Linked DNA regions of Homo sapiens: regions 1, 2, 4, 5 and 6 are each linked to region 3. Evidence: chromatin loops called from intact Hi-C (ENCODE). Cell type or tissue: mammary epithelial cell. All regions are shown on one strand. Region 1 has its middle 13 kb from the start of TRAPPC8. Region 2 has its middle 19 kb from the start of SLC25A52. Region 3 holds the start of DSG2-AS1 (DSG2 antisense RNA 1). Region 4 has its middle 73 kb from the start of DSC3. Region 5 overlaps RNF125 (ring finger protein 125). Region 6 holds the start of DSG1-AS1 (DSG1 antisense RNA 1).

Region 1 (5,000 bases), 400 kb after region 3:
CCCCATCTCTACTAAAAAATACAAAAAAATTAGCCAGGCTTGGTGGCGGGTGCCGGTAGTCCCAGCTACTTGGGAGGCTGAGGCAGGAGAATTGCTTGAACCCGGGAGGTGGAGGTTGCAGTGAGCCGAGATTGTGCTACTGTACTCCAGCCTGGGCGACAGAGTGAGACTCCGTCTCCAAAAAAAAAAAAAAAAAAAAAAAAAATTTAAATTTAAAAAGTCAAATCATAGAAATGCCATTCAATAACTTCAGTCAATCCCACTGGCCCCATTGAGTCTCATGGACACACCTATCTCAAAAATAGGCTGGAAAACATAGGCGCAAGGATTCTGTTGCTAAAGGAAGAGGAGTAGAATGAATGTGGGATAATAGTGATCTCCACCACACTTTATCAGGAATGAGGTACCCAGCAAGAGGTATTTCCCTGGGGTCTAGGATATCACATTACTTGTCTGTGTCTCTGAATCATCTGGCATTGGGCCCTGCTTGCATCACATGCCCTTTGGACAATTTATCACGTCCAGTAAAAGTGAGAACCTATGATTACCCAGGTTTGGTCATGTGCCAGCCTTCAAGGCCAAGAGGACAGGGTCTGTCACTAAAAGAGAGGAAGCTTGCTGGACAAATTAATAACAAAAGCACAAGCAATTAAGGACGTCTTTTCCCAGTACTGAAGATGAAACTTGTCAGGCCTCTGAGCCCAAGCCAAGCCATCGCATCCCCTGTGACTTGCACGAATGCATCCAGATGGCTTCAAGTAACTGAAGATCTACAAAAGAAGTAAAAATAGCCTTAACTGATGACATTCCACCATTGTGATTTGTTTCTGCCCCACCCTAACTGATCAATGTATTTTCTAATCTCCCCCACCCTTAAGAAAGTACTTTCTAATCTCCCCCACCCTTAAGAGGGTTCTTTGTAATTCTCCCCGCCCTTGAGAATGTACGTTGTGAGATCCACCCCTGCCCGCAAAGCATTGCTCTTAACTTCACCGCCTATCCCAAAACCTGTAAGAACCAATGATAATCCACCACCCTTTGCTGACTCTCTTTTCGGACTCAGCCCACCTGCACCCAGGTGAAATAAACAGCTTTATTGCTCACACAAAGCCTGTTTGGTGGTCTCTTCACACGGACGTGAGTGAAAAAACTGTTTATTTCTCTCCTCAAATGGAAGAATCCTATCAACTGTATGCTACACCAGTATATAGTTTAATATACTTTTTTTTTTTTTGAGATGGAGTTTTGCTCTTGTCACCCAGGCTGGAGTACAATGGCGTGATCTCGGCTCACTGCAACCTTCACCTCCTGGGTTCAAGCGATTCTCCTGCCTCAGCCTCCCCAGTAGCTGGGATTATAGGCACATGCCCCACATGCCCCGCCGGCTAATTTTTGTATTTTTAGTAGAGACAGGTTTCACCATGTTGGCCAGGCTGGTCTCAACCTCCTGAGCTCAGGCAATCTGCCTGCCTCAGCCACCCAAAGTGCTAGGATTACAGGTGTGAGCCACTGCTCCTGGCCTGAGTCTAGCATTCTTTATCTTTAAGCTTAGAAAGTTGGGACTAGATTTCTTGTATTCATTTACATGTGAAGCTCTGAGTCTGTCATTCTTTTCTTCAAAAAAAAAATTATCTTCTTCCTAGATCAACACCAACCAGATATTATTCCCGCTATTTTTTTTTTTTTTTTTTTTTTTTGAGACAGAGTTTCGCTCTTGTTGTCCAGGCTGGAGTTCAATAGTGCAATTTTGGCTCACTGCAACCTCCACCTCCCGGGTTCAAGCGATTCTCCTGTCTTAGCCTCCCGAGTAGCTGGGATTACAGGCATCCACCACCACACCCAGCTAATTTTGTATTTTTAGTAGAGGCGGAGTTTCTCCATGTTGGTCAGGCTGGTCTTGAACTCCCGACCTCAAGTGATCCATCCACCTCAGCCTCCCAAAGTGCTGGGATTACAGGTGTGAGCCACTGTGCCCAGCCCAGCTTTTTGTATTTTTATTACAGATGGGGGTTTCTCCATGTTGGGCAGGCTGGTCTCGAACTCCTGACCTAGGGTGATCCGCCAGCCTCTGCCTCCCCAAGTGCTGGGATTACAGGCATGAGCCACCGCGCCGGCCAATAACTGTACATTTTAAACTAAAGAGTGTAGCCTGGGCACGGTGGCTCATGCCTATAATCCTAGCACTTTGGGAGGCTTACATGGGTGGATCACCTGAGGTCAGGAGTTCGAGACCAGCCTGCCCAACATGGTGAAACCCTGTCTCTACCAGAAATATAAAAAATTAGCCAGATGTGGTGGCAAGTGCCTGTAATCCCAGCTACTTGGGAGCCTGAGGCAGGAGAATGCGCTTGAACCCGGGGGGCTGAGGTTGCAGTGAGCCGAGATGGTGCCACTTCATTGCAGCCTAGGTGACAGAGCGAGACTTTGTCTCCAAATAAATAAATAAAATAGTATAATTGGTTTGTTTGAGGGAATGGATACCCCATTCTTCATGATGTGCTTATTTCACATTGCATGTCAGTATCAAAACATTTCATGTACCCCATAAATGTATACACTTATGTACCCACAAAAATAAAAACTAATCAATAGAAAAAAGAATGCAGGATGAAGTCAAGGGACAAAGAAATGAAGATGTATTCTTATGCTGATCACATTTCTCTGTGGGGGTCTTCAAACTACTTGCTGGAAGTCAGGGTGTGAAAAACATCTGAAGTTATTTATTTATTTTGTAGACGGAGTTTCACTCTGTCACTCAGGCTGGAGTTCAGTGGCACAATCTTGGCTCACTGCAACCTTCACCTCCTGGATTCAAGGGATTCTGGTGCCTCAGCCTGCCGAGTAGCTGTGATTACAGGCATGTGCCACCACGCCTGGCTAATTTTTGTATTTTTAGTAGAGACCAGGATTTCACCATTTTGGCTAGGCTGGTCTTGAACTCCTGACCTCAGGTGATCTGCCCCGCCTGGGCCTCCCAAAGTGCTGGGCTTATGGGAGTGAGCCATTGCTTAAGGTGTTAAGTGATTCTTTTTTTAGATGGAGTTTTGCTCTTGTTGCCCAGGCTGTAGTGCAATGGCGCCATCTAGGCTCACTGAAACCTCAGCCTCCCAATTAGTCGGGATTACAGGCACCTGCCACCATGCCCGGCTAATTTTGTATTTTTAGTAGAGAGGGGGGTTTCGTCATGTTGGTCAGGCTGGTCTCGAACTCCTGACCTCAGGTGATCCACCCGCCTCGGCCTCCCAAAGTGCTGGGATAACAGGCGTGAGCCGCTGCGCCTAGCAAGTGACTTGTTGTTGTTTTTGAGATGGAGTTTCACTCTTGTTGCCCAGACTGAAGTATAGTGGCACAATCTCGGTTCACTACAACTTCTGCCTCCTGGGTTCAAGTGATTCTCCTGCCTCAGCCTCCCAAGTAGCTGGGATTACACAGGCATGTGCCACCACACCTTGCTAAATGTTCGTATTTAGTAGAGATGGGGTTTCACCATGTTGGTCAGGGTGGTCTCAATCTCCTGACCTCGTGATCCGCTTGCCTCAGCTTCTCAAAGTGCTGGAATTACAGGCATGAGCCACTGTGCCCAGCCTACAAGTGATTCTTAAACAAAAGTCTTATGATTCCAATGTCAGAGAACGTGCCTATAGGAACAAAGGGGATGCAAATCAATTCTTTTATTTATTTCTTTTTTTCTTTGAATTTCCTTCCTCATGTTAAAGCAAATCAATTCTTAAACAGTCTTACAACCCTAACTTCAGAAATCCTATCTATAGGAATAATGGGAATGCAAATGGTCAGTACCTGGTGCTACCTGACTTTTAGCAACAAGGAAGTGGGCCAAAGTACAGCCTGATTAATACTTAGTTATGACTACATATCAGTCCAGAACCCTACATGCAATTCTTGTCAATCCTGTGGGGGTGGTTTCATATATATATGTGTGTGTGTATATATATGTGTATATATATATTTATATATATAATCCTTTAATATGTTGTTGGATTAAATTTACTAATATTTTGTAAATAATTTTTGAGTATGAGGGATATTAGCATATTATATAATTTATGAGGGATATTGGCATATTATTTTATTTATTTAATTTTGTAATATATTTGTCTAGTTTGTGGTTATTATGGCCACATAAAACAAATTGAGTAGCCAGGTGCAGTGGCTCACGTGTGTAATCCTAGCCCTTTGGAAGACCGAGGTGAGCCCAGGAGTTTTAGACTCCTGCTTGAGCCCAGGAGTTTTAGACCAGCCTGGGCAACATGGCAAGACCTAGTCTCTACAAAAAAATTTAAAAAATTAGCCAGGCCTGGTGGTGCACGTCTGTGGTCCCAGCTTCTCAGGAGGTTGAGGCAGGATGATGGCTTGAGCCCAGGAGGTCAAGGCTCCAGTGAGCTGTGTTCACACTACTGCACCCTACCTTGGGCAAGATAATGAGATTCTGTTTCAAGAAAAGAAAAAACAGCTGGGTGCGGTGGCTCATGCCTGTAATCCCAGCACTTTGGAAGGCCGAGGCAGGTGGATCACCTGAGGTCAGGAGTTCAAGACCAGCCTGGCCAACATGGTGAAACCCCATTTCTATTAAAAATACAAAAAAATTAGCCGGTCGTGGTGGCAGGCACCTGTAATCCCAGCTACTTGGGAGGCTGAGTCAGGAGAATCGCTTGAACCCGGGAGGCAGAGGTTGCGGTGAGCCTAGATTGCGCCATTGCACTCCAGCCTGGGCAACAAGAGCAAAACTCCATCTAAAAAAAACAAAACAAAAAAGAAAGAAAGAACAAAAAACAAATTGGGGTTGAGCTCAGTGGCTCACTCTTGTAATCCCAGCACTTTGGGAGGTCAAGACAGGAGGATCACTTGAGCTTAGGAGTTTGAGACCAGTCTGGGCAACAGACGGAGACCCCATCTCTAAAAATGAGGAGTTGTTCTTTTCTCCTCTTTTTTTGAAAGAGTTTATATATGATTGATGTTATTTATTTCCTGAATATTTAAAA
Region 2 (5,000 bases), 190 kb after region 3:
GAGCTACCTGTGTCAGGAATAAAAACCCCTTCTCCTCCCTTGTTCAGGTGTGCTCTTGCCATTGCTCCATCCGCCAGTCATGCCCTTCTATAGAAGTAAAAATTGCCTTGCTGAGAAAATTAACTTTATGTGAGAGTGCTATTTCTTTGGCAGCACCGAAAATTTATTTATAACAAGCCTCATAGGGCTCTATGTCATTTTTTTTCCAAATTTATTAGAAGGCCCGAAGAAGTATATTTATGTTGGCACAGGCCCACCCCAACCCCTACACAATCACCAAATCACCCACTTCATAGTCTTGAAGAGTCCAAATTAAAAGACTACTGGAAATTATATCTCTGCATTTAACCTTAAATAATACTGGCCAAGGGGGGAAGAACAGATTACTGAAATTCTGAGTAAGCATCTAAATTCAACACTAGATGTCTCTATCCTGATATTTTGAATTATATGTAAAACCTTTTTTTTCTGTTTTATATTCTTCCTAAAAAAAAATAGTAATAAATGCCAGATATTTCACCCTAGATTATCATTAGCCAGATGACTTTTTTTTGGAACGCTTCTCCTTGCCATTCGTCTAGTCTCTGAGAACATAAAGTCTGAATCACTGCAACCATGTAATGTTTTGGAGCAAGGGTTCTCAATCTTGGTTACACATTAAAATAACTTGGCAAACTTTTAGGAAATACTGTGCCTGATTCTCCCCCAAAGATCGGATTTAAATGGTAGATGGTAGAGTCTGGACAGAAATATTTGTTTAAAGTTCTGTAAACCAAAATTAAATTTCTAAGACCCCTCTCCCACCCCCAACTATCTGAATGTGATACGGCTCCGTTGTCTGGAGAAACATCCAGGGTCCTTTGTCTCTCACCAAGAAAATTAGTGACATGGACACACATGGAGTGGTTTCAAGAAGTGGAAAGTTTAATAGGCAAGAAAGAAGAAAACTGCTCCCCTGTACAGAGGGAGGGGGGCTCCGAACGGAAAAACCCCACGTGCAGCGGAAAGCAGTCAGTTATATTGGGAGGCTGGAGGAGGCAGTGTCTGATTTGCATAGGGCCCAGGGGATTGGTTTGACCAGGTGTGTCATTCAGGTAGCCCGTGAAAAAACTGGCCCTGCCACCCTAGCCTTTCATATGCAAATGCGGTTTGCCATGATGTCCTGCACACGTGGCTTTATCTGGAGGTTGCCATGACACCTGGCACACATGGTGACAAGATAAAGAGGGCAGGAGACACCATGTTGAATGTACCTGGCTTCTAGCCGCCAGCATTTGCATATCAGTGTTTGCTAGTCTGGTTTTTTAAGTCGCTTTCTGTTAGAAAAAAAATGCTTTTGGGGTTGCTTTTCATTAAAGGAAAATTCCACTGAGAACTTTCACCCTTTCTGGCTGCCTAAAAATTATTTCTAAATAACTCCCATACTATTTCCACCATCTGGGGAAGTAAATCTAACTGCTGTTAGGGGGTGTTGGATGACAATTCTTTCTGGCTACTTCCTGCTGAAAAAGGGGCATCCTGTGAGGGACAGCAGTTGGGCCTCCTCCTGAGGTTGATGTAAGGGTTCTCAGAAGAATGGCGTGTCCATGTGAGGTTCTGTCTGCAACACCATTTGGAGTTTGATTGCTTCTAGATGAAAAGAGATGCATTTTATAAGAAGGTTTAAAATGTAGAGTTAGAACATGAATATTAAGATTACCACTGTTGGCTGGATGCAGTGGCTCACACCTGTAATCCCGGCACTTTGGGAGGCCAAGGCGGGCAGATCACCTGAGGTCAGGAGTTCGAGACCACCCTGGCCAACATGGAGAAACCCTGTCTCTACCAAAAATACAAAAAAAAAAAAAAAAAAAAAAATTAGCCGGGCATGGTGGTATGCACCTGAAGTCCCAGCTACTCAGGAGAATTGCTTGATCCCAGGAGGCAGAGGCAGTGAGCTGAGATCATGCAACTGCACTCCAACCTGGGTGACAGGACAAGAATCTGTCTCAAAACAAAAACAAAAACAAGATGACCACTGTTAGTGGAAGTCTTATAGACCCTAACTATGACAGTAGAGTTTGATACCTGTTACACCAATGGGTTGTAATACTGGCTTGCCTCCACTAGATGGCGCTGTACATTACCAGAAACATTAATATAAAAGTAACATTTTCCTTGAGAAAAGCATACATTTCCCCCTTGACTTGCCAGTAGAGAACAATTTTAGGCTTAGACCATTTTGTAACTTGCAATATGATTGGGAGAAATACGTTATTGGGTGGCTACGATAACTTTAGTGTTAATCTTGATAATTCCTTTCCTTTAATTACTAAACTCTTTCATGACTGAATTTCACAGACCCTCTTACAACATACTCAAACTTTCTGACCTGTTCTAAACACCCTTCCTTTAAACAACCAGTTATTTTCAGCTGCAGTGAGGGTCTGACTTAGGAGCAACATAACACCCCTCCATGTGAGGTCAAATACCTGAGTTAAATTTTGGAAAGTTTCTATATACCTATCAGGGTCTTTAGAAAATCAGCCTAAGTCTCCCTTTATTTGCCTAAGGTCCTGTAATAAGAAGGGAACTTGAAGGGGCCCCAAATAAGGGGGATCCTCAGATGATTCCCCTGGAAGTTGCTTCTCTAATTTGGGGGAATTAATCTCTTTGGGCCTGCCCAATATGACTGCTAAAAGAGCTGGGTTGATCTTACAACACTTGTAAAGGTTTAGTAAAAATGTCATTCTCTTGTGCAAAAAAAAAAAAAAAAGCCACTTTTCTCTTCAAAGTTCTGAGGTTAAAGAAGTTCCAGTGTTTCAGAGTGCACTCCAGAGGGGTGCAAGATGAAGATAATCTGTTACCCATCTAGAAAAAGAAGTGAGAGAAGGCATCCCTGTAGTCTCCTTCCTTTCTGTAAGTGACCCAGGGTGGAGAAGAAGACAGTGGGAGCATCCCCTCAACTATTTTCCCTCCCTGGTTCCTGGGTCCCGGCACCCTTTTAAATGTGCTGCCCATGGTTGTAGGCATGACCCTCCAAGCCATGGCACCAGAGAAACTAAGCTTTGGGGGCTAGTCATGCTCACCCTGGTAGCTCTAGTCCTCTGCTTACGATTTCCCTTTGACTTTCTAGACTTGTGTGACCTGCGTGCCTCCCTAAAAAAAATGCATCTTGGGAAAGGCAAGGCCCCTCTAATGGAGGGAATGTGGTAGATTGCCTGCTATTATGGCCTGTGCTAAAGCATTTACCCTGAGAAAAATGGTTCCAGTTAACTTCTGGACTTAAAATCCCTTTACTAATTAAGTACTGTCTTAATCAGAGACAGAGTAGTTGCCTTAAGGGGCCATGGGGACCTAATGGGGATTTCCCTGCTGATGGGACAGTACTGGGACCACAATTTGGCTGCGGAGGACATATTACTCCTAATTGTTGAAGGCAGAATTTTCTCATTCACAGGAGCAGCATGAAGCCTGGTTTCCAGTAGAAAGGTGCAAAAAGGAAAAATTGGGAAGCTGCAGTGTACCACAGAGGACCAGCAATGTGTCTTATAAAGAGGATCTCTATTTCCACTATGTAACACTGTTGGCTTAGAAATACCATGTGCTGGGCCAGACACGGTGGCTCACACCTGTAATCCCAGCACTTTGGGAGACCGAGGTGGGTGGATCACCTGAGGTCGGGAGTTCAAGACCAGCCTGGCCAACGTGGAGAAACCTTGTCTCTACTAAAAATACAAAATTAGCCAGGCATGGTGGCACCTGCCTGTAATCCCAGCTACTTGGGAGGCTGAGGCAGGAGAATTGCTTGAACCTGGGAGGCGGAGGTTGTGGTGAGCCGAGATTGCGCCATTGCACTCCAGCCTGGGCAACAAGAGCGAAACCCTATCTCCAAAAAAAAAAAAGAAGAGAGAGAGAAAGAAAAAAAGAAATACCATGAGGAATATTAGCAAAAAACAAATATTAGCGAGGAATATTAGCGAAAAAAAGAAATACCATGAGGAATATTAGTGAGTGACCTCACTGTGGGGGAAGGGGAGACCTCTGTTCCTAGATTACAACAGCATTTCCCTGAGCTATATCCATGGTTATTATAGCATTTCCTGATTTTGCCTAACGGATTACTTCTTCCCTAGGCTGTAAAAATTACCACACATTTGACACACAGAGAGAATAAGAGATATAACGACCGCTGATAGAAAAAGAAGGAAAGTTTTGGCCTGGCGTGGTGGCTCACGCCTGTAATCCCAGCACTTTGGGAGGCCGAGGCGGGTGGAACACCTGAGGTCAGGAGTACAAGACTAGCCTGGCCAACATGGAGAAACCCTGTCTCTACTAAAACTGCAAAAATTAGCCAGGCATGGTGGCCGGCCCCTGTAGTCCCAGCTACTCGGGAGGCTGAGTCAGGAGAATCACTTGAACCTGGGAGGCGGAGGTTGCAGTGAGCCGAGATCTCGCCATTGTACTCCAGCCTGGGCAATAAGAGTGAAACTCTGTCTCAAAAAAAAGGAAAAGAAAAAGAAGAAAAGTTTTGCAATAGGATAGCTGGGGATCTTTTACCAACACCCAGAGCAGGCTGTCAGAGGCTGGGTCCAGTCCAGAAGCCTTTGAATAACACCAGGGTGTGCCCCAGCCAGAAACTCTCAGTTATTTCAGAACCTTTCCTGGCCTCGCACAATGGCAAAGTTTCCCTATGAATAAAAACTGGTTTGAAGGATGGCCAACATTCCCAATAACCTATGGGTATTGGGGGGTTCTCCATGTCCTCCCCAGCAAGTCTGACATTCTTTAAGTCTTATAAGAATGTCAGCCACAATAAGGATATCTAGACAGCTGACAGATGCCCATTAATTGATCTGATTTAAAAATAGAGGCCAAGAGCCTCGGAATGATGGGATCGATTTTGAGTTTGCTCCTCTACTCACCGCTCCAATGAATGTTGTACCTTGGATTCCCAGCCAATGCACCAACATGACATGGCTCCATTGTCTGGAGAAACACCCAGGGTCCTTGGTCTTGCA
Region 3 (5,000 bases):
GCACTAGGACCGTTTTCCACACCCCTATGATTGCATCCCCAACCAATCAGCAGCATCCATTCCCCTATCCCCCTGCTGGCCAAACTATCCTTGAAAAACCCTCACCTCCGAATTTTCAGGGAGATTGATTTGATAACAATCTCCCACGTGGTATGGCCAGCCCATTTCAATTAAACTCTTTCTTTATTGTAATGTCATGGTCTCAGTGAATTGGTTTTGTCTGTGCAGTGGCAGGAAGAACCCATTGGGTGATTACAATGGTTCTGGAAATTACAATATGCGTCTTTAATTTATCACAGTCAACCTTCAGATATTCTACTATTTCACAAATGATATATGTGAACCTTGAGCTTGCACTTTGTGGATCTTGCTATGCCATTCAATCTCTGACTTTCTTTCTACCCTCGTGCTAATCAAGAAGCTTTCAGCATTGTCTCTGTCCCTCACACCTTCCATCATACCCCTGCCCCACTTGCTATAATGCATTATTGGCATGATATGAAACATACAGTATCAAGTCCATCAGTGGATGGGAATGGACTCACATTGCTCCACAGATTACAAAAACCCACCTATCCAGATTGAAAAACCATGTGATGAGGAATGTGTGTCTCTGTTAAAAATCCAGATACACCCTGGGCCGGGTATTTTCCATTTGCCTCTTCATACTCACTCTCTGCTCTTCTTCACCCTGCTCTGAGACCCAGGAGCTTACCTTTTATGGATGTTTCAACGGGCACTGCTTGCTGCCTCTGGCTTTTAGATGGGCTTGGCCAGTGATGGCCTTGGCTAGAGATTGGTGAGAAAGAGAAAAATGAGATCAGGGCATCTCTCCCTCTACCTCCCTCTGTCATGCATCTCTCTATAGAGCAACTCCCTCTCTGAGTTCCTGGACCCACGCTCTCTCCTTGTTCCTTTAGGCCTATTAGTAGTGGTTGCTTCCTTCTCAATTATTACCAGACTTGAAACGGTCCCCCAGTGTTGACGAGGATTGCATGCTGAGTTCTGAACAGAAATATATTTGTAATTAAACATTAATCAGGCTGCACTTTGGCCCACTTCGTTGTTGCTAAAAGTCAGGTAGCACCAGGTACTGACCATTTGCATTTCCATTGTTCCTATAGATAGGATCTCTGAAGTTAGGGTCATAAAGCTGTTGAAGAATTGATTTGCATCCCGCATTGTTCCCCTGTGTACTGTCAGTGGGTATTGAGATAAATGAAGGCAGGAATGGGCCTTTTTGATGTTTGTCACCTCATACTTACTCCAGTATCAACCAACAAAAGAAATAGCTGGTGACTGAATGAACAGAGGGCCAGTCATAGGAAGAATGGTGAACTGTGGTGGGAGGAATTTACCTGTCTCAGAGGGTAAGGGTTTTTGGTACATTTAAGCAGGACAATTGCAAAAATCCAAACAAAATTTTCAGACTGGTTTTCTAAACCTGCACATGATTCATTTAACTGACAACATTTAATCTGCTGCATCCCAAGCCCAAGTTAGTTCTCATTGTTAAGTCTGAATTGATGGATTCTCAATGGGTTTGAGGGATTCTGAGGAAAACTACAGAGGTTTCAGTGCAGGACACGATCTATTTGCAATGGTTCAAAATCTCTTTCAGTTCCTATATTCTGGTTACTTGGATTGTTGGAGATTTTACTCACTGTATTAAAGATCTGTTTTATTCTTCTTTCTTTTTACCCGAGGCTATACATTAAGACGTACCCTATATGTTCCCCTGCCCCTCGTCTACAGCTTTCAGCTTCTTCTAGCAGGAAGTTTGGTTTTGCAACCCCTCTTGAGTTGGACCCTTCTAAAGTAATCTTGAGTTTCTCATTCCAGCCTCTCCAAGGACCACATCTATTGTTTCCCTAGTTTACATGGGTTCTTTTTCAAAGAAAAACACTGGATTGGGATACTTCAATGAAAGAAGTTGGAAAACGCACAAAATACAAGCATCTTAAATGCTTCTAGATATACCCCAACTAGATGTACCAGGTTGAATTGGCTTAGCAGTAAACTATATGTATGCTCACCTAGTAATAATCCATGTGTTTCTACACTTAAGAGATCCTCTGGACTACAGAAATAAGATGGAACAGAAGCACTGTGGCATAACTATGAGTGTTATATGCTTTATGGCCACAAGATGGCACTATGCACGCAGTAAAAGAGGCAAAGTCAATCTATCAAAGCTAGGAAGAAAAAAAAAAATCAAGCAATTTAATAAGTTCGTGAGCAACACAAACTTGCAAAGGCCAATTCCTTCCTTCACTAATTGTGACCCTCTCAGATAAAGTGTGATACGCTTCAGAGTTGCCTGAGAAACGAGACCTGGATTACGGAAGTCTAATAAAACCCATACCACTCTTTGATGGTGAAATACAAAATGTCTTTCTGAAGGTCAGTCATGAGCCTTTGGTTCTATCAAAAATGCTGCACTTTGGAGGAAATGACGCTGGCCAATGGATTTACGAATAACACACTCAGCCTGCTGTGGGCTATCTTAAAGAATAGATGTTGACTTTTTCTGAAATATTAGATTCAACTAAGCATATGTTGAATTCTCACTATGTGCAGAGCCCTATTTAGTGGCTTTAAAATTACTCAAAGATGAGTAAGGCCCAGACCTTGCCCTCCAGAGGCTCACAATATAGTGGAGGAAGTAGTTACAAACAGCTTATTCTGAAAACCAAGACACTGTAAAAAACAACATATCAAAGATAGAAAGAAAATGCCAAGGCTGATTGGAGAGATTAATTCTTCTTTTGATTAATTTCTCTTTGTCATTCCCAATTCCTCCAAGTTGAAGGGGAAAGGGAATGTCTAGGAGCTCTTCTTAGACAGGTGGGCTTTCGATGAAAATTGGAAGTTAATATAGTTAGGATACGGTCCCCTCCAAATCTTAGTTGAAATGTGACCTCCAATGATGGAAGTGGAGTCTGGTGGGAGGTATTGGATGATGGGAACCGATCCCGCAGGAACGGATTCGTGCCATCCCCTTGGTGATGAGCCAGTTCTCGCTCAGGTCGTTCACGCGAGATCTGGTTGTTTTTTAAAAGCGTAGCCCCTCTCTCCCCTCTCTCTTGATCCTGGTCTCACCATGTGATACACCCACTTCGCCTTCCGCCAATAATTGGAAGCTTCCTGAGGCCCTCACCAGAAGCAGATGCCAGCACCACACCTCTGGTTCACCTGCAGAACCGTGAGCCAGTTAAACCTCTTTTCTTTATAAACTACCAGCCTCAGGCCAGGTGTAGTGGCTCACACCTGTAATGCCAGCACTTTGGGAGGCTGAGGCAGTCAGATCACCTGAGGTCAGGAGTTCAAGACCAGCCTGACCAACATGGCGAAACCCGTCTCTACTAAAAATACAAAAATTAGCCGGGCGTGGTGGCGGGCGTCTGTAATCCCAGCTACTCAGGAGGCTGAGGCAGGAGAATCGCTTGAACCTGGGAGGCAGCGGTTGCAGTGAGCCAAGCGCGCCACTGCACTCCAGCCTGGGCGACAGAGTGAGACTCCGTCTCAATAAATAAATAAATAAATAACCAGCCTCAGGTATTTCTTTATAGTAATGCAAAAATGAACTAATCCAGAGAGTAAGTAAACAGGAGGAAGGACCACCTAGATCAGAAGCTTACCTCACACAGGTGAGGGTGGCTAGCGGGTAAGGGATTAGAGGCGGTGAGCACAGCAGAAGGTGTGGGTGAAGAGGCAGGTACAGGCCACCCTGTGGAGGACTTGGAACAGCAGCTAAGGCTGTGGGACCAGACTCTTTATGCAGTAAAGAGCCACAGACAATTGTGAGCAAGACACCTTATAACCAGGTTTTAGAAAGAATCCTCAGCTGGAAGGAGGAGATTCTGCAGGAAGAGGGTGGGGGAAAGTTGAAGTTAACTCCAACCAAAGTCAACCTTAAATATTAACCTTTTTTTCTTCTGACTTTCATTGACTTTTCCGTGCATTTTCAGTGCCCTTTTCTTGCTGTAAAGTAAATTTTAAATATTATGTCAATAGGTCACAGAGGCAACAGACAGGCAAGGTATGGTTATGAGAAAAACATTTCCCTAAACAAAATTAGAAGACAGCATTTGATGAAAGATTTTTTTCCTAACTTGTGAGTTTGTTTACATAAAAACACTTACAAAATTAGTCAATCAAAATAACATGGAGTCATTTACTTAAAGAATTCCTTACGTTTAAAAATAAAGTACTTGAATATGGAATCAACCTAAGTGTCCATCAACTTAAGTGTCCAATTTAATCCATCAACTGGATTAAAAAACTGTGGTACATATATACCACGGGATAATACTCAGCCATAAAAAAGAATGAAATCATGTCTTCTGCAGCAACATGGATGGAATTGGAGGCCATTAACCTAAGTGAAATAACTCAAAAACAGAAAGTCATTTGAGACCAGCCTTACCAACATGGAGAAGCCCCATCTCTACTAAAAATATAAAATTAGCCGGGTGTGGTGGTGCATGCCTGTAATCCCAGCTACTCGGGAGGCTGAGGCAGGAGAATCGCTTGAACCTGGGAGGCGGAGGTTGCGGTGAGCCGAGATCTCACCATTGCACTCCAGCCTGGGCAACAAGAGTGAAACTCTGTCTCAAAAAAAAAAAAAAAAAAAAAACCGTATGTTCTCACTTATAAGTGGAAGCTAAACAGTGGGTACACGTGGGCATACAGAGTGGAATAATAGACACTGGGGACTCCAAAAGGTGAGAAGGGAGGAGAAAGTAAGGATTGAAAAATTACCTCTTGGGTACAACGTTCACTGTTCCGGTGATGGGTACACTAAAAAGCCTAGATGTAACTGTTATGCAATCCGAGCATGTAAACAATCTGCAGCCGGGCTTGGTGGTTCATGCCTGTAATCCCATCACTTTGGGAGGCCAAGGCAGCAGGATTGCTTGAGCCCAGGAGTTCTAGACCAGCCTGGGCAACATAGTGAGACCTCGTCTTTACAAAAATTTTAAGAAATTAGGTGGCCA
Region 4 (5,000 bases), 590 kb before region 3:
CTTCATAGGAGTAGTAGCAATGAAGTCTGTCCACTAGGTAAATCACAAGACAGAAAAGCTGTAAGATATTTTTAGCTGTTTTAGTGCCTGTGCCTTTCCGTAAAAATCTTAGTATTAATATAAGTTTGTCTATGTCTACACACACACACACACACACACACACACACAAACACAGATGCATGCATATGTGAGAACTGGAATTTGGATAGGAATTGCATTAAATCTATTGATTTGCTTTGAAAACTACCAAGTAAAACAACTTCAGTTATCAGTAAATACCGGTACTTAAGCAACACATACCCACTAACAAATACAGGTATCTGGAGAATGTGTTCCTATTCAGATACTCCACAGATTATATAAGGGTGAGCTCAGGCTTTGTCTCAGGAGTAAGACTGTATCATGATGTCATGTGTAAAGTATTCAGTAACCAATACGTTTTGTTTCCAGGTAGACAGCAATGATATGTAAACAAAATGAGTTTTGTCACTCTTTTTCAGATACCCTTTTTTTTTTTTTTTTTTTTTTTTTTGATACAGAGTCTCAATCTGTCGCCCAGGCTGGAGTGCAGTGGCACGATCTCGGCTCACTGCAACCTCTGCCTCCCAGGTTCAAGCAATTCTCCTGCCTCAGCCTCCCAAGCAGAGTAGCTGGAACTACAAGTGCGCACCACCATGCCTGGCTATTTTTTTTATTTTTGGTAGAGACGGGGTTTCACCATGTTGGCCAGGCTAGTCTCAAACTCCTGACATCGGTGATCTGCCTGCCTTGGCCTCCCAAAATGCTGGAATTACAAGCATCAGCCACTGCACCCGGCCTCAGATACCCTTTTAAGAATTGTAGGCCATACATCTCATGGAAATTGAATGGTAATACCTGCCTGCATTCATACTCTTGTAGAGCTAAGACCAGCATGACTTTTTCTGTCCTCTTACTTCTTTGGAGAGGAAACCGACATCTCAGCTAATAGTCATTTATTTTACACTGATGAATTTTAAGCTTTTATCCAAATTCATCATAATTAGAATCAGATAATAGAGTTCTGTGTGAGGCACCAGTAGCGTCCTTTAGAAAATCAAGCGGATTGTAATTAAGAATTGATGTGATACTTGGCAGAACCACAGAGTCTTCTGGGTCACTTTCTGCATGTTCTCTGTGAAGAGCCTTCACAGGAAGCAGCTGGAGCTCCAAAAGGACATTTGACTGGTAAATTGACTTGATTGATTCAAATTTGATTACATACTGGAAACACATTTAGTTCAAGTTAAGCACATTAATATCTAGCAGTTAGAATAAAGACCCAATTCCTTCTTTGTTATTCATTAATAAAACTTAATTACTTCAACAAAACATTAATGAAGAAAAAATATTGGCTTGCATAATTCATTTGGAAAAATTAATTAATTATTTTATTAAGGGCAGCCTGTTCCACAAAGTAATTACTGAGGCTTTGATGGAGAATTGCTTTATGTTATTTACTTAGTAAGTGGTTGTTTACCTTTTTCATCTGTTATGTATATAACTTTTTCCTCCTAGAGGGAAATTAAATATAACCTGAAGTCATGATGGTAACTATGTACTTATAATTGATAAGATGACTGCATTTTAATATGATGTTTACTAAATTCAACCTGTATTCCAAAGATAGAAGGCTTATTTAGTGGCAATATTCTTCCCAGCTAGATTTTCAACACAGTAGTATTTAACAAATAATGTCCTCATTTAGTAGGTAACTAGAAGTTATAAATGAGGGAAAATAAACTTTAGCGGGTTTGTATCTCAGCTTTCCTTTCAATCAGACAAAGCCATGGTTTGTTAATACTTTAACATAAAAGTGCCAGGAATAAGTATTTCATATGAAAATTATAATAATTAACGTTTTCTGAAATGTAATATCCAGGGCTGTATGAATGAGTAATTAAACATAAAACTGAATCAATAGTTCAGAATCCTTTCTTTCAACTTATTTCCTTTATGAGTTTGAGCTACACGCTAAACCTCATCATAGCTATGTAAAATAGAACTATCAACAGAAAACTTCCTGGTATATACTAATGACTTTAATTGGTTTCACAATTAATACAATGACCAATATTAATATTATTTAAGTTAATTGTTAACATAGTGTTTTAAAATTACTTTTTCATTAAATGCAACTGTGAAAGAGCGAGTCATTTGTTTTAAATTATAAATAGGTGATGAGAAGCTATCCTTCTTTTAGAAGCTAATTCATTATCTGCTGTGAATAAGTGAAAGTATTTCTACATTGCATTGCCTAAAAGAGACTTTCATTCCATTACAGGGTAGATTATTCTGCAGGTAATAGCAAGAACACTTGCATAATAGCAGCATGTTTCATTAAGATAAAAAAAGATAAACCCTGCAGTAGTGGCATTCCAAAATAAATCAGCCCAGCCCTGCGCTGATCAGCATTCGCTTTTTCATTACTATGTGGATATGATGGATATTTTTCAAAGCTTAGTTTAGACAAACTGTTCAGAAAGGAATGAGTTCTCCTGATCAAATGAAAATTAAGGTGAAAATAAATGTCCTTCCTCCCTCCCGCCATGGAAATATGTAAGAATAAGAGACAATTATTTCTCAGAACTGTTAAGTCCTCTCAGGATTTTTCTCCTTCATACATTATGCAGCAACTATTTCAAACTCAGCCTATCTCTGAGGGGTGGAAGATAGAGAAAAATAAATGAAAGAATGCCCGTGAATGTCATTCTTTCTAGAGACAGAAGGCACATATCTGCTTGAGTCTCTTTTTTCTATTATGCCACAGAAGCAGATGGCTCAAACCATTTTTTTAAACATTGGATTTCTCCACTTTATTCATTTCTCAGGTAACCACAGGATGGCAGCATAGGACGATAAATCAAAATTGATTGCTTAATTCAAAAACATCCACCAGCGGTTATTAATCAGACTTCAATCCTTTCCTGCCTAACACATGGAAATGGTGGCAAATTCATTCATGGGGAAAGTGTGTGTGATATTTAGTTCTCCCCGTGTGTGTGGTTGCAATGACACCTCACCAAGAAATTTCTCAATTTTAATCCAGTAAGACGGGCATGACAGAATCTGTCTTTCATGCTGTAGTATCCTGTAGCCTCACAGTTTTATCAATCTGAACACGATTTGTAGTGAGAAATATTATAGCTTTAGAGAAGATGTAAAAGATCTATCCATGACAGCCTTACAGCTTCTTTTTTTAGGAATACCCAGTTTCTCGTCTCTGCTCCCATTTCCTTCATTTATAATGATAAAATTAAAATGTGCAAAAATCCATTCTGATTATATCAAGTTATTTCGGCTCATTAATATAGGATTTTTTATTTCCCCATTATTCACTGCAGAACAGGATATAATTTATTTCAAAGCTGGATGAACTATCCAATTAATTTTAGGTACTTTTCAAAGTTTAAAAATTACAATCTTCTCAAAAATTACTTTGGATTTGAAATATCCATATTCCATATACTTTTTTAACTTTATGCGTATTTCCTGTTTCTTCATGTGGCTACAAATACTTCAAATGTTATTATCTGTCATGCTTAAAAATCCTCACTTAGAACAGTACTTGACCTAAAAAATGTTCCGTATGGAAATGTTTTATAAAGAGTTCCATTTGGGACGTTCTACACATTCTTCCTTTTGAAGAGAAGGGATATAGACATTAGTATCAGCCTTTTAAACCCTGCTATTAATATATGCTAATTTAGAGGATATAAACCAAAATGTTACTATTATTTTTCAGGATCCATAATATCTCACAACAGACATGTTGACATCACAAATACTGAACTTTCAATCTACTTTGTTGTCCACTCAGAATATTTGTTAACCAAAAAACCCCCAAAAAATCCAAAATTCCTGAAAGAATTTTTAACTCTATTTTTAAAGTTTCTCATATATTTTAACTGATGTGAATCATTCCATTTATTTTTAAACAATTTTTGTGAAGATTGTACACCATATAACTTTGACCTAACCATGAAAATGATTGAATTTATCAATATATATTGCCATCTAGTGGCCATTTCTTAAATCACATTTTGGATCTGAAAACGGAGTGGACATTTGCCTCAAAAGTGCCACACTGCAGTGATTACATCCAGAAAGATAATTTTAGAGTAATCTCTGAACTCAAACTAACTTATTATAATTTCATTAAGATAACAGTTCAATTTGTTAGGACCACTTTCTTTAGGAAATCTATTTGATTTTCATTTCCTTTATCCATCTTTTCAAAATTTACTGCATACATCTTAAGGGTAAATAATAATTAACCACTGCTTCTAAGAGGTCTAATGTTAGACTGCCTTTGAACTGCCTACCCATATACATTCCCACTTGGCTGTTTACATGCAATTTAATTTATAAATGTTCTAATCATTTCAATTTGATGATAGTCATACTGCCTTTTACAAGAAATAATAGTTGTAATATCAGCTAATTGCGACTAACTAGAACTAAGCTGGTGGTCAGTTCCAAAAGTGATAAAATATTCCTACTTTAAGCCCTAAATATAGTTACTGTTTCATTAATTTAAAAAATACTTTTTTAAAAGCTATTTGGTGTCCTGTATGCTAGTAAGTAGAAATAAATGATAAACAAGTTTCATTTAACTTCTGCTTCATGGGGCATCTATGGGAAAAAATAAATGGTAAACACATAATTATATGCAGAAATACTTCATTGGAGTATGAGAATCATCTCTATTCATTCAGATACCACCCTCCTTTAACATACTAGGGAAGAGAAGCTTTCACATGTCTACCCACTTCTGCACCAGCAGCTGCTTCTCCAAGTCTATTCCCTGCTGGTCACTGCATAAATCACCCACCACCACCCAATACGGTGTTGCTGCCCCACGAAGAACTCAGTAAATGTGGGAGAATGCACTTTACTGCCTTCCTCCTTTGTGTCTCAAGATTCCAAACCAAAAGACCACAAGGGCACGTAAGATAGTACTAAGTGTTTGGGGGATAAAG
Region 5 (5,000 bases), 520 kb after region 3:
GGCTAATTTTTGTATTTTTAGTAGAGGGGTTTCACCATAATGGTCAGGCTGGTCTTGAACTCCTGAACTCAAGTGATCCACCAGCCTTGGCCTCCCAAAATGCTGGGATTACAGGCATGAGCCACCATGCCCAGCTAATTTTTGTATTTTTAGTAGAGACAGGGTTTCACCATAATAGCCAGGCTGGTCTCAAACTCCTTACCTTGTGATCCGCCCACCTCAGCCTTCCAAAGTGCTGGGATTATAGGCGTGAGCCACTGTGCCCGGCCTACAGGGTTTTTATCTAACCTTTCTGTTACAACTGTACCTCTCCTTCTGTACTGAAAGTCCTGGTTTTCAAGAACACAGGGCACGATAGAATTAGAACATCCCACAATTACTCATTTCTTTTATTTATCTTACACTTACAGCTGTCTCAGAATAACAATAGAAATACAACCACAAATAATATGGCAATTGAAACAATTAAAAAGTTTTCATTTGCTTTTCTCATTCTTTCCCAATTTTTTTTTTTTTTTGAGATGGAGTCTCGCGCTCTTGTTGCCCAGGCTGGAGTGCAATGGCACGATCTCGGCTCACTGCAACCTCTGCCTCCTGGATTCAAGCAATTCTCCTGCCTCAGCTTCCCGAGTAGCTGGGATTATAGGCATGCGCCACCACGCCCTGCTAATTTTGTATTTTTAGTAGAGTCAGGATTTCTCCACATTGGTCAGGCTGGCCTCAAACTCTCGACCTCAGGTGATCCGCCTGCCTCGGCCTCCCAAAGTGCTGGGATTACAGGTGTGAGCCACTGCGCCCGACATCCCAATTTTTAAAATAGTTATACTATGTCAACATTTTCAGAACATACTGGTATAGCATACTGTACTTTCTTCCTTTTATCCCCCATTTATTCTTAGTTCTTCAACTATATATTTAACACTTGCCCCCAGTTTTGTTTTGTTTTGTTTTGAGGAGGAATCTTGCTCTGTTGCCCAGGCTGGAGTGCAGTGGTGTGATCTTGGCTCACTGCAACCTCCGCCTCCCGGGTTCAAGTGATTCTCCTGCCTCAGCCTCTCGAGTAGCTGGGATTACAAGTGGGCACCACCACACCCGGCTAATTGTTGTATTTTTAGTAGAGATGGGTTTTGCCATGTTGGCCAGGCTGGTTTTGAACTCCTGACCTCAAGTGATCCACCTGTGTTGGCCTCCTAAAGTACTGGGATTACAGGTGTGTGCCACCGCGCCAGGCAATTGCCCCCAGTTTTTATTTGATGGCTCTGACTGTTTCTCATATCTGACTCTTTAATTATGAATCCAGGGCATAGATTAGTATCTCCATCTTGTAAGGATGCAAAGAAGCCATGAAAATAAGTAATATCAACTCCTGAGGATAAAACGTTACTTGACTAGAGTTAGCTTTTTAATTGTAATCATTTATAAACTTCTTTGTTCCTTACATATAAGCATAGTCATAACCATGGTACCCAAAATTTTCTATAAGTTATTGTAACTCCTTAAAGGTCTTGCTACAGTTCTTTTATCCAGTACAAATAATTGGGAAAATGTAAAGCTGAATGAAATCTAGTGAGCCTCATATCCTCCCTTTTAGATATTGATTTTAAGTTTGCTTTTCACAGCTGCTAAAAAGTAACAACTGATTTTTAGTTCCACAACCTCTCTTTCTTCAATTTAGATGGATCATACAATAAAGCAAAATCTGGCTGGTTACAGTGGCTCACACCTATAATCCCAGCACTTTGGGAGGCTGAGGTGGAGGGTCTCATGAGCCCAGGAGTTCAAGACCAACCTGGGCAATATAGTGAGACTCTTTCTATTTAAACAAAAACAAAAACAAACAAACAAACAAACAAAAAGCTGGGCATGATGCACACCTTTAGTTTCAGCTACTAAGGAGGCTGAGGTTGGAGGATCACTTGAGCCTAGGAGGTCAACACTGCAGTGAGCTATGATCATGCTACTGCCCTCCAGCCTGGGCAACAGAGCAAGACCCTGTCTCCAAAAACATAAATAATTAAATATAAATAAAAATAAAGCAAAATCTGTTGGGAAACGAGAAAAAGGAGAGGAATTTTTCAGGAATAATCATAAAAAGAAATGATCATCAGACTGAAAGTCCAGAGCCTGAGAAATGAAAACATATTTTTAAGCATTGGTGTTGACCATGCAGACAAACTTTTGTTAATTCAGAGCGATACAAAAGGCACTTTGAATCTATAAAACTTGAAAAAGTTAAAAATTGTATGTCGGATAAAGCTTTAAGTCATCTGTCACTATTAACCTCAGTGCAGCAATTCTGACTCCTGTGCCTGGATTCCTTTTATGATAATTTTGCCACCTACAGGACAGATTAGGTGCTGGTCGCCTGAATTATTTTGTGTTCTGAATTATTTTGAGCTCTAAAATGGTAAAGTACAAATACTCATTGTTTTACTGTGCCTTTGGCCTTTTATAAAAAGGTATTTATAATTCGTTGATAAAAACCAATATTTGAAGCTGTTGATTACCAACAAAAAAGTTTCACTCTCTTTATAGTGCTTCAGGATACAACTTTTTCAGGGCCTTATTAGAGAAAAACTGATTCACATGTTATTCTTCTAAAGCTAAATTATTAAAATGTAGGTTGAAAGATTGGATTGATTGTGAATCTACACTAAAGATATGGTTCCAGGCAGACCTCCTTAGAGACCTCCAGGCAGACCTCCTTACTGTCTTCAGTGATGTTTAATTTCATTACTGTTACTGGGTGCCAAGTGTCTTTCATTTGGAAGTGAACTTACTCCAGTTATTGAATGTTTATCATATCATAATTTGCATTTTTCCAACATTGAAGGTATTTTAAAAAGTCACTAAGAGATTCATTCTTTTATTATTCAACTACAAAAAAATAGTGTAATGATCAGAATTTAAAATGTGTGATTCTTTTTCTTCTGTAAGTATGTATTGCTATGATAAATAAAAAATGGCAGGACCATTGTTTTTATTAAAATATCTACTGTGTCTATTCTTAAACATTAATCTTGATTACTATTTTACTCAAATTTAATAATGCTTTTTAAATTTTCATCATTGAGCAACATCTATCACAAAGGTGTACATTCATTTAGGCCAGTACTTCTCAACTGGGGGTAATTTTGTCTCCCAGCAGACATTGGCAATGTCTAGATACATTTTGGGTTGTCCTAACAGGGCTTGGGTGTGCTAGTGGCCTGAGATCTAGATACAGGTCAGGGATGCTGTTCAGCATTCTACAGTGCACAAGACAGCCCCTTGCAACAAAGAATTATCCTGCGCAAAATGGCAATAGTGCCTAGGCTTAGAAACTCTGATTTGGTCAACATAATACTGAGCACTATGGATTTATTATTTGTTCTGCTAGCAAGAGGCTTCACTGAAATTTAAAAGGTAAGATGTAGATAGATTCTTCCCCCTGCTAAATCCATACTAAGTTTTGAATGGCTGTAGCTGTCATGCGTACCCATATGTCATGAGCATATTAATTTTTTGATTTTTTGCAAGAACACATACAGGACAGAACACAAGTGTTACTGACGAAACCTCTGATGCCTGTTTGCTGAGTGACGTTCTAGATGATTGAGGGAACCCAGATCAGTTGAGAAGATTTACCTTCATCATTTAGATTATCTTTATTGAAATAAGACAAAATATTACAGAGGGACACTCATGTCTGAGATCCTTGAAGCTAATAGTTATGTTTTTGTATTATTACTAGAAAATCGTGTGGTATTTTAATCCTAAAGATTTCAGCAAAGACAATGCATGGATCTTAAGGCTAATCATTGCCACCAAAATAGCCATGTAAGAAGCCCAACGAAGGAGAATCACAGGGAGTAGTATTGATCTAGGTGAACTGGATTATGGTACAATTACAAGTCCCAAATCCCAGTGCTCACCCAAAGTCTACTGTGGTTCCTGGCTCTTCTCCAGGGAAGCTGTTCTCCAGCTTCAGAATTCCAGGGTACTTTCATCTCATGGCATTTGTATATCACTGTGTGTTCCTATATCACCCCTCGCAACAGGCTGCTGAGTTGGCTACACAGGTAATTTCTGTTCATTATTTGCCAATGCAAGTCACATGGCCATATGTAATGTCAAGGCACTGAGGAAATCCAGTCTTCTCATGTAGAAGACAACTGGATACTGAGGCATAATAGTAATACCAACCATGAAGGTACAAGCCAGGCAGAGTTGACAAGACAGGAAGTACACAGGGTAAAGACATTAAAAATATGTGTGGAAAGGAGGGGTGAAAAGTCAAAATGAGACTAGCTTTCTAAAACATGAAGTCATGTTCATTTTTGCCATGGTAGTATTTTCTTTTTCTTTTCTTTTTTTTTAGAGATGGAGTCTTGCTCTGTTACCCAGGCTGGAGTGCAGTGGCACGATCTCAGCTCACTGCAACCTCCACCTCCCAGGTTCAAGCAATTCTCCTGTCTCAGTCTCCTGAGTAGCTGGGACTACAGGCATGCACCACCATGCCCAGCTAATTTTTGTATTTTTAGTAGAGACGGAGTTTCACCATATTGGTCAGGCTGGTCTCGAACTCCTGACCTCAGATGATCCGCCTGCCTTGGCCTCCCAAAGTGCTGGGATTACAGGCGTGAGCCACCACGCCTGGCCCTGCCATGGTAATATTTTCATTAATTTTACTTAAAGTTTGGGATTATTTTACAAAATGAAAGAACTGTCAGTTTCTCAGACATAAGATAGTGATTTCTTTTTTTGAATTGTTCTTTCTTATTTATTAACAAAAATGCCAAATATGTTCTCTGTCCCTTACAACAGTATTTTCTCAGTGTACTCCTTGTGTGCCGCCATCAGAACCACTTGGGATACTTGTTATAATTACACTTTCCTGGGCCCTCTCCAGATGTACAGAATCTCTGAAATTATCATGGATTCATCAGGAAGTCATTGATATGTATGCCAACCTGCCCATTTCTCACCACCTCCATTTTTACAATTCTACTCCATCCATC
Region 6 (5,000 bases), 130 kb before region 3:
CTACTGTGGAGAGTAGTTAGGAGATTTGTCAAAAAACTAAGAATTGAACTACCATTCCACCCAGCAATCCCATTACTGAGTATATACCCAAAGGAAAATAAATTGCTCTACCAAAAGGACACATGCACCCATATATTCATCATAGCACTATTCACAATAGCAAAAACATGGAATCAACCCATGTGCCCATCAGTGATGGACTGGATAAAGGGAATGTGGTACATATACACCATGGAATACTATGCAGCCATAAAAAGGAAGAAAATCATGTCCTTTGCAGCAAGGTGGATGCAGCTGGAGTGATTACCCTAAGGGAACTAATGCAAAAACAGAAATCCAAGTACCGCATGTTCTCAGTTATAAGTGGGAGCTAAACATTGGGTTCCCATGGACATAAAGATGGGAAAAATAGACATAGGGCTTACTAGAGTGGAGGTGGGTGTGGGACAAGGACTGAAAAACTACCTATCTGGTACTGTGCTCACTACCTGGGTGACAGTCATATCCTAAACCTCAGCATCACGTAATATACCTTTGTAACAAACCTGCACATGTACTCCCTGATTCTAAAATACAACTTTTAAAAAAATGAAAAAAAAAGAGAGAGGGAAACAAAAAAGGACCATACTTTCGTTAGAAATTCACAGAGCTAAGGTTTTCTGAGACTGATAAGATTACCGAGTTAAAAGTAAGAGAGAGGCTGAATGTGTGTTTGATAGGGAGGCAGCAAGTTTGTGTGGTGAGTGATGGTGAGGTGTTGGCACAAAAGTCACCATGCATGCATGTGATCAGAATAAATATTGATTGACTAGGAAGTCTTGTTAAATACACATTATGTATTTAACAAGGAGGCACTGACTGGGTGATGACTTTGATATCAGTGTGGCATGAGCCACCATATGTAGAGAACATGAAACTAGATAGGAATTATTAAAAAAAAAAAAAAGAGTAAAAAACAAGTATTTACTAGTATGTGTCTAGCACTAGGCTAATTGTTTCTCAAAATTTTTCTTATTTAATGCATCTTATGATCTTTCTTTTATAGTTGAAGAAAATTGAAAAGAAAAACTATAAGGAAATCACCGTGAACCAATTCCAGTGCTCATTCATTTATTCATTAAATGTTTTTTGAGCATTTTCATTATTTGCATATGAGCTAAGGGCTAGGTATAGAAACGTGAATTAGGGTCCTTACCATCAAGGACCTCAGTCAGATTCAGGAAGAAGTAAAGGGTTGAAATACAGTATGAGATACAGTTATACAAGGGGGTATGAATGAGTGTTAAGGGAGAAGAGAAGAGGGGCCTAGCATTAATGAGCTGGGAAAGGCTTCCCATAAGAAATGAACTTTGAGCCAAGCCTGGAAGGAACCACAGGAAACAGCCAGATGAAGAAATGAGAAGAGCATTCCAGGCCAATAGGATGGAATTGGAGACAAGGAGAGAAACAGGGAAGATGGAGAAAGACTGGCTCCTCTGACAGCTGGAAGCAGCTGGTAACGCTGAAGAATAAAGGCAGATCATCACAAGACAGGAAGGAGTCAGAAACCTGGAAATCAATGACATGTTAAGGAATTTCCATTTTAATCTGAAAGTTAAATCTGAAAGAGAACCATTGAATATGCCTAAAGGAGAACAGTGAATTTGAAATCGCTCGTGAAGTTTGCCTTGGCATGCATAGGAGGAGAATGAAGCAGTTGATGAGAAGACCAGCAAGGAGTTGTTTCAATGAACCAAGGCAGTGAAGAAATAACATGCGTTCCATCTACACATCTTAACCCTTGGGATAACTGAATAATTAGCTGCCCACATCACAAAATCGTAGTATAATTGTGCATTTCACATCATCAGCAAATGGTGGTAACGAGTGATGCCGGCTATATCCCAAAGGTGGCGCTGTAACCTAAAAGCACGGAGCCCAGGAAATGCCCTGCAAACTCTAAGGGTCTCTCTGTAGGACTATGTGCTGAAGGAGCTGACTCAGACATAGTCCTCCACCTCAAGAAAAATATGCCTTCTACATTTATAAGGAATAGAAATAAAATGAAAAGAAAAACTCAGTGTTAAGATGTCAAGGTTTTTTTTTTTTTTTTGCTCTTAGTGCAGGATGATTATTTTCCCAGTATAAAATTAACATGTGCTCATTGTAGAAAATTTAGAAAATGTAAAAATATAAAAGAAAATGAAAATAATTTCCCATTACCCAGAGACAACAACTAACACCATGATAATTCTCCTCGACTAATGCTAACACAGCTCTACCCTTCAACTGATAGGTAAGGCCTAGAAACCCAAATCTGTGACTGAAATTTAGTCTTTCTCTAATACCCATATTCATTGCATACATTATTTTTTTAGTTGAGATTATCCTATATAAAAGCCTGTACCTGCATTTTACGCTTAATATTCTTCATAAAATAATTAAAGAGATATTTCATCCCATGAAATGACACTGAGGTTTCCTCTACTCCTTTAATATTATAAGTGATTGTGTGATTAATATCTTTGTGCATAGAGCTTAACATGCACTTTACATTATTTCCATTAGAATTGAAGTTTTGGGGTCAATGACTATGCACATGTTTTAAAATCTGTATATTACAACACACTGTTAACAAGACAGTCCTTGATGTTAGTGAAGACACCTTATACACCAAAGTACAATAATCATAGCTATAAATTTTTTTATATCTCTGGAGTTCTAGTTTTCCTCCCAGTTCTGAGTCTGTGAGTCCAATAGATATCATTATGAAACTTACATTTGTTTATAAGGATGCCAGCATTATAAAGGCATATTTAAATAGATAACCTCTGCTATCAGGGGTTAGGTTGTGCCAGTTGTTTTTGATGGCCATAAAACTTACTTGGTTTTTGGACTGAAGACAATATAGGCTTTGCTATCTACAATGTGTCCAGCCCCTATCTATATATAGTATAGTCCTAGAACCAAAGTTATAGGACATAATTTTCTAAGAAAGAACCATATTACATCTAACAATTTGAACACTGAAGAACTCTCTCCTCCAAGAAAATAGGCATGAGAAGGCCTGAACCACAATGCCACAACAGAATCTCCCAGGTATTACCTGTGGGCTGATTGATAGAACTCGGAAGACAGCTATCAATAAGTATCCTTAGATTTAAATACACGTTTTAGAGGAAAAAAATATTCCCAGCTTAGTCCTTCAGTGCAAATGAGAACAAGAAAAAAAGAAAAATATATATATTCCCAGCAAAGAGGACATGATCTGACATGATAATGGTGGATCTTATCCTGAGATGGCACTTATTACTTATCTTCATTCCTAATTTCAAACAACTGAAGATTTTTACACTGTCCAGAATACATTACACTATGACTAATCTTTCACAATTTGTGGATTTCATGTACTAGCCTGCTCCTTGTTATTTTCTATTTCCATAGTTTCTATTTCCACCCCTCTCTTTGCCTCCCTTAATTTAGGGAATGTATATGCTCTGCCTCACCTGCACTGTGATGTTGGCAAGAAAGAAGGTACTGTGACAACTGACATTTTAACTCAGATAAAATGTCTTGTTTTATCCCTTGGACAGGATGGAAGACCTGGACATGTGAGGGAACATTCCGTTTATATAGTAATCACTTTCATAACAGTTACAAGCTGGATGCAAACTCCCCCAAACAAATGTCGCAAGCTAATAAGAGTCACTAACTTTTTCTGATGGCTGTTATCTATTCATACAGCAGCATAATCTTCACAGCATGATTAGAATCCTTTACCAAAGACTCAGAATGCCTCCACCAACTACTGAAATCTAGTAGTACTTGAGGACCAAGCCACAGAGCAAGCGCTAAAAAAAAAGTTAACTAGAACCTTACCACTTTTTCACGCACCCCAATTTCATAAAATGTATCAGTAAAAAAAAACAATTATCTAAAGAAAAAAAAAGTAAAGAAAAATTATTTATCACATAGGTAACTTGGTGTCAACTAGGTAACTGATCTATTTTAATTTAGGAAGTTAGTGTCTTCCTTCCTCAATTTTCAGATTTTCTGAGGGGAGGCTCAAAAGGCTCGAGAGGCTCTCTACAAGGAGAAAGCAAGCCAGAGAATCTGAAAAAGTGAGCAATTCGCTAGCAGAATAAGACAGAACAGTACACCTACCCTCTATTAACTCCAGCCTCTCCCAGTCTCTCTCCAAGGCATCAGCTCTTTTCTGCCCTGCATCACAGGCTACCTCCAAAAACAAAGTCCAGAGCATCAGTACGGCACTGGGCTTCCCCGATTCCTCCCTCCACACTCTTCTCTCCCCTAAAGGGCAAAAGGAGGGGATAAAGAGAAAAGACCACAGATAATCTCACTGGCTTGGGAATTATGGTTTCCGTGGAATAAAAAGGAGTGTTCTTTCTCTGAAGATGAGGGTGTGTTCATTTCACTGCATGTTTTGGCAAAGTACTTGTCAAGCATCCTTAGCTAAGACAGAAAAGCATGTAGCTTAACAAGAAAAAAGGCTGAGAAATGAAATCTGAAGTTGAAACCACTAAGCTCCATGACAGGCAGACAGATTAGCAGTGACTACTTGAAAGAGAAAACATCCATCAATTTGCCAACAAGAAAATCTGGTCAAAATAAGGAAATGCTTTCTCGTGAGTCCTGAAATTTGAAACAATTGGTGACTCTAAGGGTTGGGTGCGTGATTAATAGCAACCATACCTCCTGAATTTTCAGGGCAGGTTCATAATTATTATCACCACCCCTCTCAGGCTTAACTTAAAATCATCTACCTGTTGTCCTCTTATGTATACATTCTTGTTACATTAAATTGAGTTTTAGAAAATACAATCACCGTAATGGGCATTCATTAAATATTTGTCAATTTTGCATAACCAATCAGTCATGTATAATCCTTCACAGCATGAATCGAATTAGTTCCTTTCTTTCTATGCCTGTTGGCACACCCTGATCCAAAATTATACCATTATCTCATCTATCTCTATGTCTCTAGGTCAGACTGTGCTCAG

The links. A loop is a pair of places that touch in the nucleus more often than their neighbours do. Peaks named below come from ENCODE experiments on the same cell type or tissue, not always from the same donor. Only the 100,000 strongest peaks of a DNase experiment are listed, where the experiment ranks them.
Region 1: a loop joins it to region 3, with 7 times the contacts of the local background. A loop is called at or near these places in 16 of 110 quality-filtered maps.
Region 2: it touches region 3 in a loop (8-fold over the local background); 5 of 110 quality-filtered maps call a loop at or near these places.
Region 4: a loop joins it to region 3, with 8 times the contacts of the local background. A loop is called at or near these places in 13 of 110 quality-filtered maps.
Region 5: a loop joins it to region 3, with 8 times the contacts of the local background. A loop is called at or near these places in 2 of 110 quality-filtered maps.
Region 6: a loop joins it to region 3, with 6 times the contacts of the local background. A loop is called at or near these places in 10 of 110 quality-filtered maps.

Annotation. Positions count from the first base shown.
Region 1 is chr18:31,954,062-31,959,061 of GRCh38, forward strand. No RefSeq gene overlaps it. Among named protein-coding and RNA genes, the nearest start is that of TRAPPC8, 13 kb to the left of the region's middle. RefSeq lists a silencer at 3,071-3,130. In mammary epithelial cell, a CTCF peak has its summit at 3,083; no DNase peak of the experiment used is centred here.
Region 2 is chr18:31,739,236-31,744,235 of GRCh38, forward strand. No RefSeq gene overlaps it. Among named protein-coding and RNA genes, the nearest start is that of SLC25A52, 19 kb to the right of the region's middle. RefSeq lists an enhancer at 1-222. In mammary epithelial cell, a CTCF peak has its summit at 2,099 (motif pointing right); no DNase peak of the experiment used is centred here.
Region 3 is chr18:31,553,927-31,558,926 of GRCh38, forward strand. DSG2-AS1 (DSG2 antisense RNA 1) reads right to left here and starts at 2,985. Exons shown (of 6, transcript NR_045216.1): 1 at 2,037-2,985; 2 at 716-789. In mammary epithelial cell, CTCF peaks have their summits at 80 (motif pointing left) and 2,140 (motif pointing right); no DNase peak of the experiment used is centred here.
Region 4 is chr18:30,967,523-30,972,522 of GRCh38, forward strand. No RefSeq gene overlaps it. Among named protein-coding and RNA genes, the nearest start is that of DSC3, 73 kb to the right of the region's middle. In mammary epithelial cell, CTCF peaks have their summits at 2,865 (motif pointing right) and 4,050 (motif pointing left); a DNase peak (open chromatin) is centred at 2,939.
Region 5 is chr18:32,070,202-32,075,201 of GRCh38, forward strand. It overlaps RNF125 (ring finger protein 125), which reads left to right. Exons shown (of 6, transcript NM_017831.4): 6 at 1-3,018. Among named protein-coding and RNA genes, the nearest start is that of RNF138, 19 kb to the right of the region's middle. In mammary epithelial cell, a CTCF peak has its summit at 2,336 (motif pointing left); no DNase peak of the experiment used is centred here.
Region 6 is chr18:31,422,690-31,427,689 of GRCh38, forward strand. It overlaps DSG1-AS1 (DSG1 antisense RNA 1), which reads right to left and starts at 4,299. Exons shown (of 4, transcript NR_110788.1): 1 at 4,144-4,299. In mammary epithelial cell, a CTCF peak has its summit at 1,895; no DNase peak of the experiment used is centred here; H3K27ac peaks cover 891 bases.